Regions from separate parts of the Homo sapiens genome. Here region 1 is linked to region 2. A link is a loop called in an ENCODE intact Hi-C map of the cell type or tissue named here. Cell type or tissue: Calu3. All regions are shown on one strand. Links, peaks and the distances in the headings refer to the core of each region. The heading gives the core; the rest is flanking DNA. Region 1 overlaps GDPD4 (glycerophosphodiester phosphodiesterase domain containing 4). Region 2 holds the start of GDPD4 (glycerophosphodiester phosphodiesterase domain containing 4).

The links. Peaks named below come from ENCODE experiments on the same cell type or tissue, not always from the same donor. Only the 100,000 strongest peaks of a DNase experiment are listed, where the experiment ranks them.
Region 1: it touches region 2 in a loop (7-fold over the local background); 2 of 110 quality-filtered maps call a loop at or near these places.

Annotation. Positions count from the first base shown.
Region 1 is chr11:77,238,402-77,246,159 of GRCh38, reverse strand. It overlaps GDPD4 (glycerophosphodiester phosphodiesterase domain containing 4), which reads left to right. Exons shown (of 17, transcript NM_182833.3): 12 at 658-879; 13 at 2,312-2,466. Among named protein-coding and RNA genes, the nearest start is that of GDPD4, 59 kb to the left of the region's middle. In Calu3, for the core only: no CTCF peak of the experiment used is centred there; no DNase peak of the experiment used is centred there.
Region 2 is chr11:77,294,705-77,301,727 of GRCh38, reverse strand. It overlaps GDPD4 (glycerophosphodiester phosphodiesterase domain containing 4), which reads left to right and starts at 42. Exons shown (of 17, transcript NM_182833.3): 1 at 42-123. In Calu3, for the core only: no CTCF peak of the experiment used is centred there; DNase peaks (open chromatin) are centred at 1,537 and 2,017.

The DNA of each region.
Region 1 (7,758 bases), core at 1,326-5,325, 57 kb after region 2:
CATGTATCTCCACACCCAGCTATTTTAAAATTTTTTTGTAGAGACAAGGGTCTCACTATGTTGCCCAGGCTGGCCTCGAACTCCTGGCCTCAAGTGATACTTTTGCCTCAGCCTGCTGGGATTAAAGGCATGATCACAGCACCAGCCTTGAAGTCTCTTTAGTTCAGGAAGATTAAAGGAAAGCTTCATGAGGGAAATAGCATTTGAAGGGTAGGATTTTAACAAGTGGATATGGCAAGGAAGTCAAGGGAGGGGTAGAGCTGGTATTAAATTCAGTTGAAGCCAAAGCATGTGTTCTTCCTATTACACAAAACTAGAATAGCGGGAGCCCATGTAGGAAGCCAGCGTGACTGAAAAGGGATGTATTATCTTGACTTATGGGAGAGAAGGCTGGAAAGGAAGGTCAGGATAAGAACATGACCTTCAGTGCAAATACAACAGGTTGTAGGATATAGAAGAGACCATTCCAAACACTGTAATTATTGATGATGATTACATTTTATTTCTCTCCTTGTCACCTGTTTTCTAGGATTAGTACTTCAGAGGGCCTGATGGATTGAATGATAATGGAGCAACTGAGGTAGAGCTGGATGTGTGGCTACATAGTAGGAGAACTGGAAAGTGCTTTTATGTATTTTTTGATGTATTTGTTTCTAGCTCAGGCCATTTTACAATATGAAACCTCTATCAGAGGCAGATAAAGAAAGAGCAAGAAATCAGTCAATTCCAACACTAGCTGATTTATTGACACTTGCAGAGAAGGAAAGAAAATTTGTGATATTTGATCTTCATCGCCCTCCACCAAAACATCCTCTCAGACACACATTTGTCCGCCAAGTAGTAAGCGTGATCCTTGCCTCTAAAATCGAGCAACATCTGGTAAGTCTATCTCAGTATTTATGACATAGGTTGGGAGGTGGGTAGCATGTCCTAGGAGCACAGTAGTTGAACTTGACCTACCTTGTACATCTACCCTGGGATCCTTAAGTAATTTTACTTCCTATGGAAATGAAGATTGTTACTTATACAGCTACATGTGGTAATCTAGGAATGACCCAGTTAAATTTATCTCAGTGGGGAAAATCATTGAGGCTGTTTGCTATTCCAAACCAAATGAAATGTCAGCACCCTGTTAAAGAGGAATATGTGTAATAACTATCTAATGTGACCTGCACCACACCAACATAGATCCATTAGAAAGAGCCTGGGTAACATTAAGGCTTTGAAGACTTGGCATGATGAATGATATAGAAAGGAGAGCTGGTTCTTATTTGAGCAGAGATTTGCTCGTAATGTTTTTCAGAAGCAACTCTGCATTTGGGCAGTCAGTTGTTCCAAATCCCATAAATTCTCAGAATATGGGAGTGCTGTGAGTGAAACAATTATAAGTCTTTTTACAAATGGAAGTATTTCATAGATGAGTCATAATAGCATCTCTGTTGGCAGGAAATGACTCCTCTCAAAGATGATTTTTTTTAAATAAAATAGAAGCAGGGCCTCCCTATGTTGCCCAGGCCTGTCTCAAACTCTTGGGCTCAAGGGATCCTCTTGCCTCGGCCTTCCAAAGTGCTAAGAATACAGGCATGAGCCACCACACCCAGCCTCAAAGATGATTTTTAACATCATTAACCAGAAAGATGTTTTTGATTCTCACTATTCACCCATATCTATCAACTAATCTACTTTGCTTGTATGAGTCTTTGTGTACACAGTAGGCCCTTGACACTTGATGTTAACTGGTAAATGGAGAGGTCATGAGAAAACTCAGCTCCAGAGTAGCCCTAGTGAAAGCCCCATTATAAGAGTTCATTAGAAGATACTAGCCCAGGGCTGGGCGCGGTGGCTCACGCCTGTAATCCCAGCACTTGGGAGGCCGAGGCGGGCGGATCATGAGGTCAGGAGATCGAGACCATCCTGGCTAATACGGTGGAACACCATCTCTACTAAAAATACAAAATACAATAAAAATACAAAAAATTAGCCGGGTGTGGTAGCGGGCGCCTGTAGTCCCAGCTACTTGGGAGGCTGAGGCAGGAGAATGGTATGAACCCGGGTGGCGGAGCTTACAGTGAGCCAAGATTGTGCCACTGCACTCCAGCCTGGGCGACAGAGCGAGACTCCATCTCAAAAACAAAACAAAACAAAGAAAATACTAGCCCATGTTGACTCTTTCACCAAGGACTAGACTCTCTCTCTCTACTCTCTGTAGAATACTACCTGTGCTGGAATGGAGCTCCCTCCATTCTCTATGGGGCTGTTCGTACCTGGATAGCTGATTATCTACTGAGGGACTTCTTGTTTCTCCTTAGAGATTTTTTGGTTGCCAGCTCATGATAGGCAATACGTCAGGTCCGTGGCTCCTGGTTTTCAGCATGTGGGCCGTTTAGTATCCATTGAAACCCTTGCTAAAAACAATATCAGTATAATAAATGTTGACTACAAGAAGTTGTTCCCTAATGGGTTAAGGTAAGTGTTTGACCACACCTCTCTTGGCACATATTGCCTTACTTACACAAAATACACATTCTAATTAAACTTCTTAACTTCCCCTTTCCATCTCGGAATTTCTGTGTGTGGTTATCTCCTTTGAATCTCCTTTCTTTTTCCTACCCCTTCCTCCCTCCCTCCCTCCCTCCCTCCCTGTGCCAACAAACATTTATCAAGTGTTGACTGTGTCCCTGGAACATAGACTTTAGCCTCTGCTGTGTACTCTAATCTTTCACCATTCAGTACACTTTTTTGTATGCTTGGCATTTCTGTTCTTATATAAAAGGTGGACGTTGAAAAGTCAGAACTCAAAACGTTTATTTCCTCCTACCATTACCAGATGGATGGCAGTACCTTGTAAATGGCTTTGTGATCCAGATAGCCATATTTCTGGAACGGATAATTAAGAATATAACAAAACTATTATTTAAAAAATGTAAAAATAGCTGAGCATGAGAAGAAACTAAAATTATTAACCACTGTATTTATAAATATACAATTAGAGACAAATTTTCAGAATTAAAAGCACCTGGGAATAAAATAACTTTTCCAAACTTAACTATTATTAAACATGCTTAATTTAATCCATATCCCCTTTGTCTTAGATTTAAGGTTAATTTTTTATATGATTCTAAATGCTTTAGAGACAAAGTCTTCCTTGGGGAGGGACAGAGGGAGGGAGATAACAGGTTAGAGATACATAATATATAGATATCTATTATCTACCTATCTATAATAGATTATAGATAATAGATATCCAAAGTCTCCTTTGGGTTTAGTAAAAGGCTGTTGCATGCATCTGTTTCTGTTCCTGCTTTTTCTGCCTTTCTGGCTATGGATTGATCATATAATAGTGTCTTTTTTTCTTTTAGCGTTGGAAAATTATATATGTTTTACTCTCTAATTCCCATTCAGAAGATTTTTCTTTACTCAACTACTCTTCTATTTTGAGCATATTTCTATTTTCTTCTACTTTTTTTTTCAAATAGAAAATGGCTCTAGAATGATTTCCTTCTCTCTTAATCCTGAGATTGATCTAGTAGTTGAAAAATAATTATGACTTCCATTTATTGAGCTATTATTATGTGTCAAGTTATATGTTTGCTAGACCTGGCCTAGCCATCAGCTACTTTGGTCTCTTTGGAAAAGTTTCTAATTGTCAGTTTTCTCCTTTGTAAATTAGAATAACAGTGGTACCTGCTGGAGTGGTTAAAAGGTTTAATGAGATTATTCTTGCTGTTTTAACTGAGAATGCTTTAAATGCATTGTTTTAATCAAAAGTATATGAGTATAGAATTGCCCTCTGTTTTATTTGTGATACTACAAAGTTTTTTAATGTTTTAAAGACATTTTAAAAATTTATATTATTTTTAATCGACATCATAACTGTATATATTTATAGGGTACAATGTGATGTTTTAATATATTTACACAATATGGAATGATTAAATCAAGCTAATTAACATATATCATATCTTTTTCATGTTAAGATATTTGAATTTACTCTCAGCTATTTTGAAATATACATTATTATTGACTGTAGTTACCCTGCTGTGCAATAGATCTCAAAACATTTCCCTCTATCTAACTGAAACTTTATACCTTTTGACCCAACATTTCCTCTCTCCCTCAACCCTTTGGTAACCAACATTCTACTTTTCAGTAACCAACATTAGCCTTTGGTAACCAACATTCTACTCTCTTTTTCTATAAGTTAGACTTATTTATTTATTTTTTTTTTGAGACAGAGTCTCGCTCTGTCACCAGGCTGGAGTGCAAAGGCCCAATCTTGGCTCGCTGCAACCTCCGCCTCTTGGATTCAAGCAGTTCTCCTGCCTCAGGCTGAGACTACAGGTGCACGCCACCATGCCCAGCTAATTTTCTGTATTTTTAGTAGAGATGGGGTTTCACCATGTTGGCCAGGATGGTCTCGATCTCTTGACCTCGTGATCCACCCGCCTCGGCATCCCAAAGTGTTGGGATTACAGGTGTGAGCCACTGTGCCAGGCCTTTTTTTTTTTTTTTTTTTTTTTTAAAGACAGGGTCTTGTTTTGTCACCCAGGCTGAAAGGCAGTGGCGTGATCTTGGCTCACTGCAGCCTCTACTTCCTGGGCTCAAGCTGTCCTCTTACCTCAGCTTCTCAAGTAGCTGGGACTACAGGCACATGCCAACACACTTGGCTAATTTTTAAATTCTGCATAGAGACGTGGTCTTGCTCAAGCAGTTTCCTCACCTCCACCTCCCAAAGTGCTGGAATTATAGGTGTGAGCCACCGTACCCCACTGTAAGTTTGACTTTTTTAGAGTCCACACGTAAGGGAGACCATGTGGTATTTGTCTTTCTTTGCGTGGCTTATTTCACTTACCATAATGTCGCCCATGCTCAACCATGTTTTCACAAGTGACAGAATTTCCTTCTTTTTAAAGGCTGAATAGTATTCCTTTGTATGTATATATTACATTTTCTTTACCCATTCATCTGTTTGATGGACACTTAGGTTGATTCCATATCTTGGCTACTGTGAATAGTGTTGCAATGAACATGGGAGTACAGATATCTCTTTGACATATTGATTTCACTTCCTTTGGATATATACTCAGTAGTGGGATTTCTGGATCATATGTATGTTAGTTCTATTTTTAGTTTTTTGAGGAACCTCCACTTTGTTTTCCATAATGGCTGTACTAATTTACATTCCCACCAACAGTGTGTAAGAGTTCCCTTTTCTCCACATCCTTGCCAGTACTTACTATCTCTCATCTTTTTTGTAATAGCCAAAATTTTGAGAGGTGTGAGATATCTCCTTGTGGTTTTAATTTGTATTTCCCTGATGATTAGTGATATTGAGTGTTTTCTTCATATGCTTGTTGGCTATTTGTGTCTTCTTTTGAGAAATATCTCTTCAGGTCCTTAGCCCATTTTTTCATTGGGTTATTTGTTTTTTTGCTATTAAATATTTTCTCCCATTTCATAGGTTTTCTCTTCACTCTGTTGATTGTTTCCTTTGCTGTGCAGACACTTTTTGGTTTGATGTAGTTCCGTTGGTCTATTTTTGCTTTTGTTACCTGTGCTTTTGGGGTCATATCCAAAAAATCATTGCCCAGAGACCAATGTTGTGGAGCTTTTCCCATTTTCTTCTAGTAGTTTTAGTTTCAGGTCTTACATTTAAGTCTTTAATCCATTTTGATTTGATTTTTGTATGTGGTATGAGATAAGGGCCTAATTTCATTCTTCTGCATGTGGCTATCCAATTTCTCAACACCATTTATTGAAGAGATTATCCTTTCCTCATTGTATGTTCTTGGCATCTTTGTTGAAATTCAATTAACTATAACGATTTGAATTTACATCTGGGCTCTCTATTCTGTTCCACTGGTATGTGTCTGTTTTTATGCCATTACCATGCTGTTTTGATTATCACATCTTTATAATGTATTTTGAAATTAGGGAATGTGATGTGTCCAGCCTTGTTCTTTTTGCACAAGATTGTCTTGGCTTTTAGAAATCATTAGTGGTCATACAAATTTAAGGATTTTTTTTTTATTTCTGTGAAAAATTACATTGGAAGTTTGAGAGGGATTATGTTGAATCTGTAGATTGCTTTGGGTAATTTTGACATTGTAACAATATTAAGTCTTTCAATCCATAAACACATAACTTTTCATTTATTTGTGTTTTTTTTAAATTCTTTCACCAATTTTTTTTTTTTTTCTGAGGCAGTCTTGCTCCGTCATCTAGGCTGGAGTGCAGTGGCACAATCTCTGCCCATTGCAACCTCTGCCTCCTGGGTTCAAGTGATTCTCCTGCTTCAACCTCCCAAGTAGCTGGGATTACAGGCACATACCACTGCACCCTGCTAATTTTTTATATTTTTAGTAGAGACCAGGTTTCCCCATGTTAGCCAGGCTGGTCTCAAACTCCTGACCTCAGGTGATCCACCCGCCTCAGCCCCCCAAAGTGCTGGGATTATAAGGTGTGAGCCACCGCACCCGGCCCCTTTCATCAGTGTTTCATAGTTTTTAGTGTACAGATCTTTCACCTCCTTGGTAAAGTTTTATTCCTAAGAATTCTATTTTTGTTGCTATTGTAAATGGGATTATTTTCTTACTTTCATCAGTTAGGTAGTTGTTAGTACATAGAAAGAAATGCTACTGGTTTTTGTATGTTGATTTTGTATCCTGCAACTTTGCAACCGATAAACTGAATGTATTAGTTTTAGTATTTTTGTGGATTCTTTAGGATTTTCTATATAAAAGGTCATGTCATCTGCAGAGACAATCTGACTTCTTTCTTATTTGGATGCCTTTTCTTTCTTTCTCTTGCCTAATTGCTCTGGCTAAGACAGTACTATGTCAAAAAGAAGTGGTGAGATTTGGCATCTTTGTCTTGTTCCTGATCTTAGAGGAAAAGCTTTCGACTGTTCACCATTGAGTATGATTTTAGTTGTGGCCATGTCCTGAATGGCCTTTATTGTATTTTGGTATATTCCTTCTATACATAATCTGTTGAGAGTTTTTATCATGAAAGGGTGTTGAATTTTGTTAAACGCTTTTTCTATATCTATTGAGATGATCATATGGTTTTTGTGTTTCATTCTGTTAATGCAGTGTGTCACATTTATTGATTTGCATATGATGAACCCTCCTTGTATCACGGAGGAATCCCACTTGATTATGGTGAATGATTCTTTTATGGTGCTGTTGAATTCAGTTTGTTAGTATTGTGTTGGGATTTTTATGTCTCAGGATTTCATTGGTGATATTGGCCTGTAATTTTCTTTTCTTGTAGTGTCCGTATCTTGCTTTGGTATCAAGGTAATGCTGGCCTAGTAAAATGAGTTTGGAATTATTCCCTCCACTTTATTTTTTTTGAAAGAGTTTGAGAAGGATTGATATTAGTTCTTCTTTAAGTGTTTGGTGGAATTCAGCAGTGAAGCCACTATGTCCTGGGCTTTTCTTTGTCGGTAGACTTTGTATTACTTTTTATTACTCCTTGTTATTGGTCTATTTTTAATGTTTTAAAAAAATGTTAAATAAAAAATTGTATTGAGGTGAAATTCACATAACATAATTTTTTTTTTTTTTTTTTGAGACGGAGTTTCGCTCTTGTTGCCCAGGCTGGAGTGCAATGGTGTGATCTCGGTTCACTGCAACCTCTGCCTCCCAGGTTCAAGTGATTCTCCTGCCTCAGCCTCCCAAGTAGCTGGGATTACAGGCTCACACCACCACACCTAGCTAATTTTTGTATTGTTAGTAGAGACGGGGTTTCATC
Region 2 (7,023 bases), core at 1-4,000:
CGCCAGGCCGCCCCCTCCCGCCCCGCCTCCCTCGGGCTGCCCTTCCAGCCAGGCGTCCATCTTAAGAGACGCTGGTCTCCTCAGGCGTGAAGATTGGATTTGGGTTGGGACTGGGAAGTCTCGGTAAGTAAATGTGCCCAGTTCCGTGCTTCCTCCCTAAGCAGCACCAGAAGCAGGAAGTTCTATTAGTATTATTAGTCGGCGGCCAAACTTGAGGCCCTTTGACGTTGTTCGCTCACTCTGTCGGGTCGTTTGTGTCCCCTCTCGAGGATTACGGGCCTGGACCTCCTGTTCAGTATCTGACAGTAGCGGCTTCGTGTATTTTCTAGTTTTCTAGTTGTTAATGGCGAAGGGGATAAAAATCAGCTTCGACTATGCCAATCCTGGGCGGCAACCCTTGGGTTTTGATCTCATGAGCTGGGGAATGGCGGTGACCTTTACTGAGATGGGACAGATTGCAGGAGGAATCGATTTTAGAGGGAAAAAACATCAGGGGTTCAGTTTTGGACATATTACTTTTGAGGTGCCTGTGAGAAATCCAAATGGAGATTTCAGTAGCCTGTCGGATATATGAGTGTAGAATTCAGAGAAGAGCTCTGGGAAGGAAACAGTGTTTCTCGATCTCCCCTTAAATATTAGGAATTTTCATGTAAACGTGGCTACGCTGGCTGGTGCTTAGACACAAAGTATCTGCAGGTGTGTAGACAATGGTGGTGGTAATTATTCTGGTTAAAAAGCTGCCTTTTATTCGATATCCAAGCAGCTTACCATCCTCCCATAGAGCTTTTTGTTCATAACGTCTGCCCTTGGACACCCCAGTATTTGCAATTAGTCACACCAAGTTCTATATATATGCAGTAGTTTCATCATTAACCAACTGAAAGTTTTTTTCTCATTTCCATTGTGATTTTTCTTTGACCATGCGTAGGTTTCTGTGTGTTTAATTCCCAAATGTGCAATTTGTTTTTCTTACTGATTTCCAGTTAAATTGCACTGTAGTCAGAAGATATATTCTTAAGATGTCAAGGTTTATTAAAACCAATTGTGATTTTTGATAAATATTCCATGTCCATTTTAAAGTACACTCTGCATTTGTTGAGTACAGTGTTCTATAAATGTTAAGACTAGTTAATCAACTTTTACAGTCGTCTATATCCTTACAGACTTTTTTTCTGCTTATTCTGTTTTTTTTTTAAGAGGTGTGTTAAATCTCCTACCATGATTATGCATTTGTCCATTTCTCCCTTAGAGACTAGGTGATTGGGTACTGTTATAGTTTCGGTGCCGCAAAAGAAATAGCACTCAAATATAAAATTTTCTTTTTAATTCTTAGCAAGGCAATATACTTCTATAGAAGGGTGCACCCTTACATATGGAGCAATGGTGAGCACACACTTGGACAAGGGAGGGGAAGGGGTTCTTATTCCTGACACACGTGGCCCCTGCTGCTGTGTCGTTCCCCTATTGGCTAGTGTTAGACCGCACAGGCTAAACTAATTCCAATTGGCTAATTTAGAGAGAGTGACGGGGTGAGTGGTTTGGCGGGAGTGAGGGTGGAGCAGGTGATCAGGATGAGTCAGGGCAGAGCTGGTAATCAGAATGAGTCAGGATGGAGCAGGTGATCAAAAAAGGTTGCTTTACGAGGAAGTTTAAAAGTAGAAGGCAAAGAATTGAACATACTGACATATTGATTCTTTGAAGAGAAATTTAGAACTCATATCTAATAGTACTTACAAATTGCAAATTAAAATTTTTGTTTTTTCACATTATGAAATGTCCCTCTTTGTCTCTAGTATTGCTTTTATGCCTCATAGTTTACTTTGCTTGTCATATAGAGAGGTAGATTGTATTATTTGACTCCAACTGTTCACCCTTCCCTTAGTTACATTCTTTGTGTTCACACCTTTTTCTGTGTAACTTTACTGTGACCAACCACCATGAGGTGACCTGCGCTGATTGTTGACTTTGGGCTCAACCATATGAACAGACATCCGGTGAGGCAGAGGCTTGAAATGGGCTTGCATTTGGGACTTACTCTCTTGGACAACTTCCAACACCATGAGAACATACCCAGGCCAACCTGGTTGAGTGACACATGAAGGAAAGCCAAGTCATCCCAGTCATTCTAGCTGAGGCAGAACAGATCAGCAGAACAGATAGCCCATTAGCTCAGATGTGTGAGCAATAAACTCTTACTGTTAAATGTGGAACATACGCTCTAGGAGGTAAAGACAGACAATAAACAGTAAACTTCCTAAATAAATACATTATATAATGTTTTATTTTCTATAGAAAAAAAGTAGAGTGCAATAGAGGAGTTAGAAGGAGGGAGCAGATTGCAGTATTAAATAAAGTGGTTAGGGTTGACCTTGTTGAGAAGGTGACATTTGAGCAAGGAATTGAAGGAAGTGAGGTAACTACTACTTTTGAGGGTGAGATAGTCATTTAGGATTTCTTCCATCTTTGGGCAAATTAATGGGACAGAATACCTAATTCTTATAATCGGGATGCTGATGGTATTCTATGGGGCTGGTGAGAAGCTGTGGGGTGGTTGGTGTTGCCTAGCAACTGCTACCTCCGGCCCCTGTCTCATAAAGAGGGTCCAGGATGGGAATGTGTGATACTCTGGGTGAGAGGGATTACCTGGTTTTCATATGAGGCCAGTGTGAGGACTAAACGCTGATTTTTTTTTATCTTGTCCAAATTCCTGTCTAAGGGGTCTGGGGAGTCATGCCCTACAAACCATAAATTCTCATCAGATGGGTTTTATTTAACCCTAGAGTCATGCCCTACAAACCATAAATTCTCATCAGATGTGTTTTATTTAACCCTATATATCATGATTTTCTTTCCAACCTGACTCTGGCATAACAATATAAGTCAAAAAAGAAAAAAATATTTTACCCCAAAATATGTTTCTTTGCCATATTTTGAAATGGCCCTCAAAGCTGTTTTTTTGTGGGGTGGGGGCGTGGCATCTGTAAAGAATCTCTGTTAACATAGCTAGATCTTTTTCTTCCAGACCCTTCCGATCCTAAAGAGATTAACTAAGATCTGAATAGGAAACATTTGTCACCTATTGTCTCTAAGAGCAGCCACTATAAGACTTCAAAACAAGTTTGGTCTCCATAATCTTTATCTTAACATGACCATTCCCTTTCTATCTATCCCAGGTCTTTAGACAAACTCAACCATTGTCAACCAGAAAATGTTTTTAAAAAAAATTTTTTTTTGAGACCCCAGGCTGGAGAGCAGTGGCACCATCTCTGCTCACTGCAATCTCCGCCTCCCGGGTTCAAGCAATTTTCATGCCTCAGCTTCGCAAGTAGCTGGGATTACAGGCGTGCGCCACCACACCTGGCTAATTTTTGTATTTTTAGTAGAAACGGGGTTTCACCATGTTGGTCAGGCTGGTCTAAAACTCCCGACCTCAGGTGATCTGCCCGCCTTGGCCTCCCAAAGTGCTGGGATTACAAGCGTGAGTCAGCGCGCCTGGCCTGATTATACTTTTCTACTGTCACTTAAAGATGATTTGCAAGGAAATGGAAGGCAAATGTATGTGCCCAGTTCCTTTTCTTAAACTGAATCTCCAAGATCTTTTTATTTCAATCTTTTTTTTTTTAAAAAAACGAAACAACAACAAAAAACTGTAGGTAGTCTTTATTTTCCCTGTCTTTTTCAGCTCCCTCCTGAACTTCCAAAATGTCTTCATTTATGCTCTGAGGCTGGGTTAATCACTCTATTCTCCATGCTGCCTAGTGTATTGTATAGATGTTTATTCTAGAAGTTATTACATTATATTATACTTAATTGCTAATATACATTTCTTCCACTATATTTAAATCTTATCAATGATAGCTTTGACTTATCACTTTGCCCTTGACGCATAACCTAATGCTTGGTCATTTGAGTGCTCAAAGTGTGCTGAATGGATAACAATTATTATATTGAAAGCCAACATTCAGTTTACAGTATTTCCAGAACTAAGTTCTTCACGTCTATTGATTCACTCAATAATCCCCACAAACTATATGGATATGTACCATTATCATCCACATTTAAAGATGAGAAAACTGAGGTACAGAATACTTACATAACTTGCCTAAAGTTGCACAGCTAAATATGGCAAAGCTGGGATATGAAACCTAGGCAAGGAGCTCCAGAGCATCTACTTTTTTTTTTTTTTTTTTCTGAGACGGAGTCTCGCTCTGTCGTCCAGGCTGGAGTGCAGTGGTGGGATCTCGGCTCACTGCAAGCTCCGCCTCCCGGGTTCACGCCATTCTCCTGCCTCAGCCTCCCGACTAGCTGGGACTACAGGCACCAGCCACCGCGCCTGGCTAATTTTTTTGTATTTTTTAGTAGAGATAGGGTTTTACCGTGGTCTTGATCTCCTGACCTCGTGATCCGCCCACCTCGGCCTCCCAAAGTGCTGGGATTACAGGCATGAGCCACTGCGCCCGGCCCAGAGCATCTACTTTTTAAATTATGAACTATTTAAAATATACAGGAAAATATAACCCCATATATTTATAATTGTTAACATCTTCCAATATTTGCTTTCTCTTCTTTTAGATGAAGTATTTGAAAGTGAATTGCAGACACCATACATTTTACCTGTAAATACTTTGTGTGAAACTCTAAAGGAATTTTTTTGTTTTTTTTTTTTTGTTTTTTTTGAGGCAGTCTCCCTCTGTCCCCCAGGCTGGAGTGCAGTGGCGCGATCTTGGCTCACTGCAACCTCCGTCTCCTGGGTTCAAGCGATTCTTCTGCCTCAGCCTCCCGAATAGCTGGGACTACAGGCGCACACCACCATGCCTGGCTAATTTTTGTATTTTTAGTAGAGACGGAGTTTCACCTGGCCAGGCTGGTCTCGAACTCCTGACCTTGTGATCTGCCCGCCTCGGCCTCCCAAAGTGCTAGGACTACAGGCATGAGCCACCGCACCCGGCCAAAAAAGGAATTTTTTTTTACACAGCCATATCATCATTTTCACACCTAAAATTAGTAATTTACTAAACCAACTGAATGTAAATCAGTTAATAACCAAATTTCTACCAATTTCCTCCAGAAAGTCTTTTCACAGGTTCCAATCAAGATCTATACATCTGGCCGGGTGCAGTAGCTCACACCTGTAATCCCAGCACTTTGGGAGGCCAAGGCGGGCAGTTACTTGAGGTCAGGAGTTCAAGACCGGCCTGGCTAACTTGGTGAAACCCTGTTTCTACTAAAAATACAAAAAATTATCCGAGCATAGTGGTGCGTGCTTGTAATGCCAGCTACTCAGGAGGCTGAGGTAGGAGAATTGCTTGAACCCGGGAGGTGGAGGTTGCAGTGAGCCGAGAGCACGCCATTCCACTTCAGCTTGAGCAACAAGAGTGAAACTCAGTCTAAAAAAAAAAAAATTAATTAAAAAAATAATCCATACATCAATTCATATACTTACAAGAAATTTCTTTTCTTTTTTTTTTTTTTTTTTTGAGACGAAGTCTTGCTCTGTCCCGCAGGCTGGAGTGCAGTGGCGCGATCTCTGCTCACTGCAAGCTCCACCTCCCAGGTTCACGCCATTCTCCTGCCTCAGCCTCCTGAGTAGCTGGGACTATAGGCGCCCGCCACCATGCCTGGCTAATTTTTTGTATTTTTAGTAGAGACGGGGTTTCACCGTGTTAGTCGGGATGGTCTCAATCTCCTGGCCTCGTGATCTGCCCGCCTCGGCCTCCCAAAGTGCTGGGATTACAGGCGTGAGCCACCGCGCCTGGCCAAGAAATTTCTAATTAAGATAAAATTTGCATACACTAAAATTCACCCTTATTTAGTGTATAATTCTGCAAGTTTTGACAAATGCATATAATTGTGTAAGTACCATCAAAATATAGGACAGTTTTTCTCCCAATCTGTGGCCTGCCTTTTTACTTCTTAGGAATGTCTTTTGAAGACTAGAAGTTATTAATATTGATGAAGTACAACTTATATGTTTTTTCTATTATGGATCATGCTTTTGGTGTTATACCTAACAAATCTTTGCCTAAAGCAGGGACACAGATTTCGTCTATGTTTTCTTCTGTAAGTTTTATAGCTTTAGGTTTTATTTATTCATTTAGAGACAAGGTCTCATTCTGTCACCCAGAATGGAGTATAGTGGCCCCATCATGGCTTGCTGCAGCCTCAACCTCCCAGCTCAAGTGATCCTCTTGCCTCAGCCTCCTGAGTAGCTGGGACTACAGGTGTGCGCCACCACATCTGTCTAATTTTTGTATTTTCTGTAGAGATGGGCTCCCACTATGTTGCCCAGGCTGGTCTCAAATTCCTGGGCTCAAGTGATCCTCTAGCCTCAGCCTCCCAAAGTGCTGGGATTACAGGCATGACCTGCCACACCTGGCCAGCTTTAGATTTATATTTAAGTCTGTGATCCATTTAATTTTTACAAAGAATGCAAAGTTGTGGGCTGGGTGTGGTGGCTCATGCCTGTAATCCCAGCACTTTGGGAGGCTGAGGCGGGCAGATCCTTTGAGGTCAGGAGATCCAGACCAGCTTGGCTAACACAGTGAAACCCCATCTCTACTAAAAATACAAAAACAAAAACAACAACAACAACAAAATTAGCTGGATGTGTTGGCATGCACCTGTAGTCCCCGCTACTCAAGAGGCTGAGGCAAGATAATTGCTCCTGGGAGGCAGAGGTTGTAGTGAGCTGAGATCGCCTTCCACTGCACTCCAACCTGGGTGACAGAGGGAGACTCTGTCTCAAAAAAAAAAAAAAAAAAAAAAAAGCAAAGTTGTAGATTGAGGTTCATTTTAGGTGAATATCCAGTTGTTCCAGAACCATTTGTCAAAAAACCTGTCCTTTCTCCATCCTTCATACTTCTGTCAAACATGAATAGACCATATATATATGGGCCTTTTTCTGGAACCCATATTCTGTTTCATTGATCTCTATGTCTGTCTTTTTGCTGATTCCACGCTATCTTGGTAACTGTAGCTTTATATTAAGTCTTGAACTCAGGTAGTTTGAGTCAAAATACATTT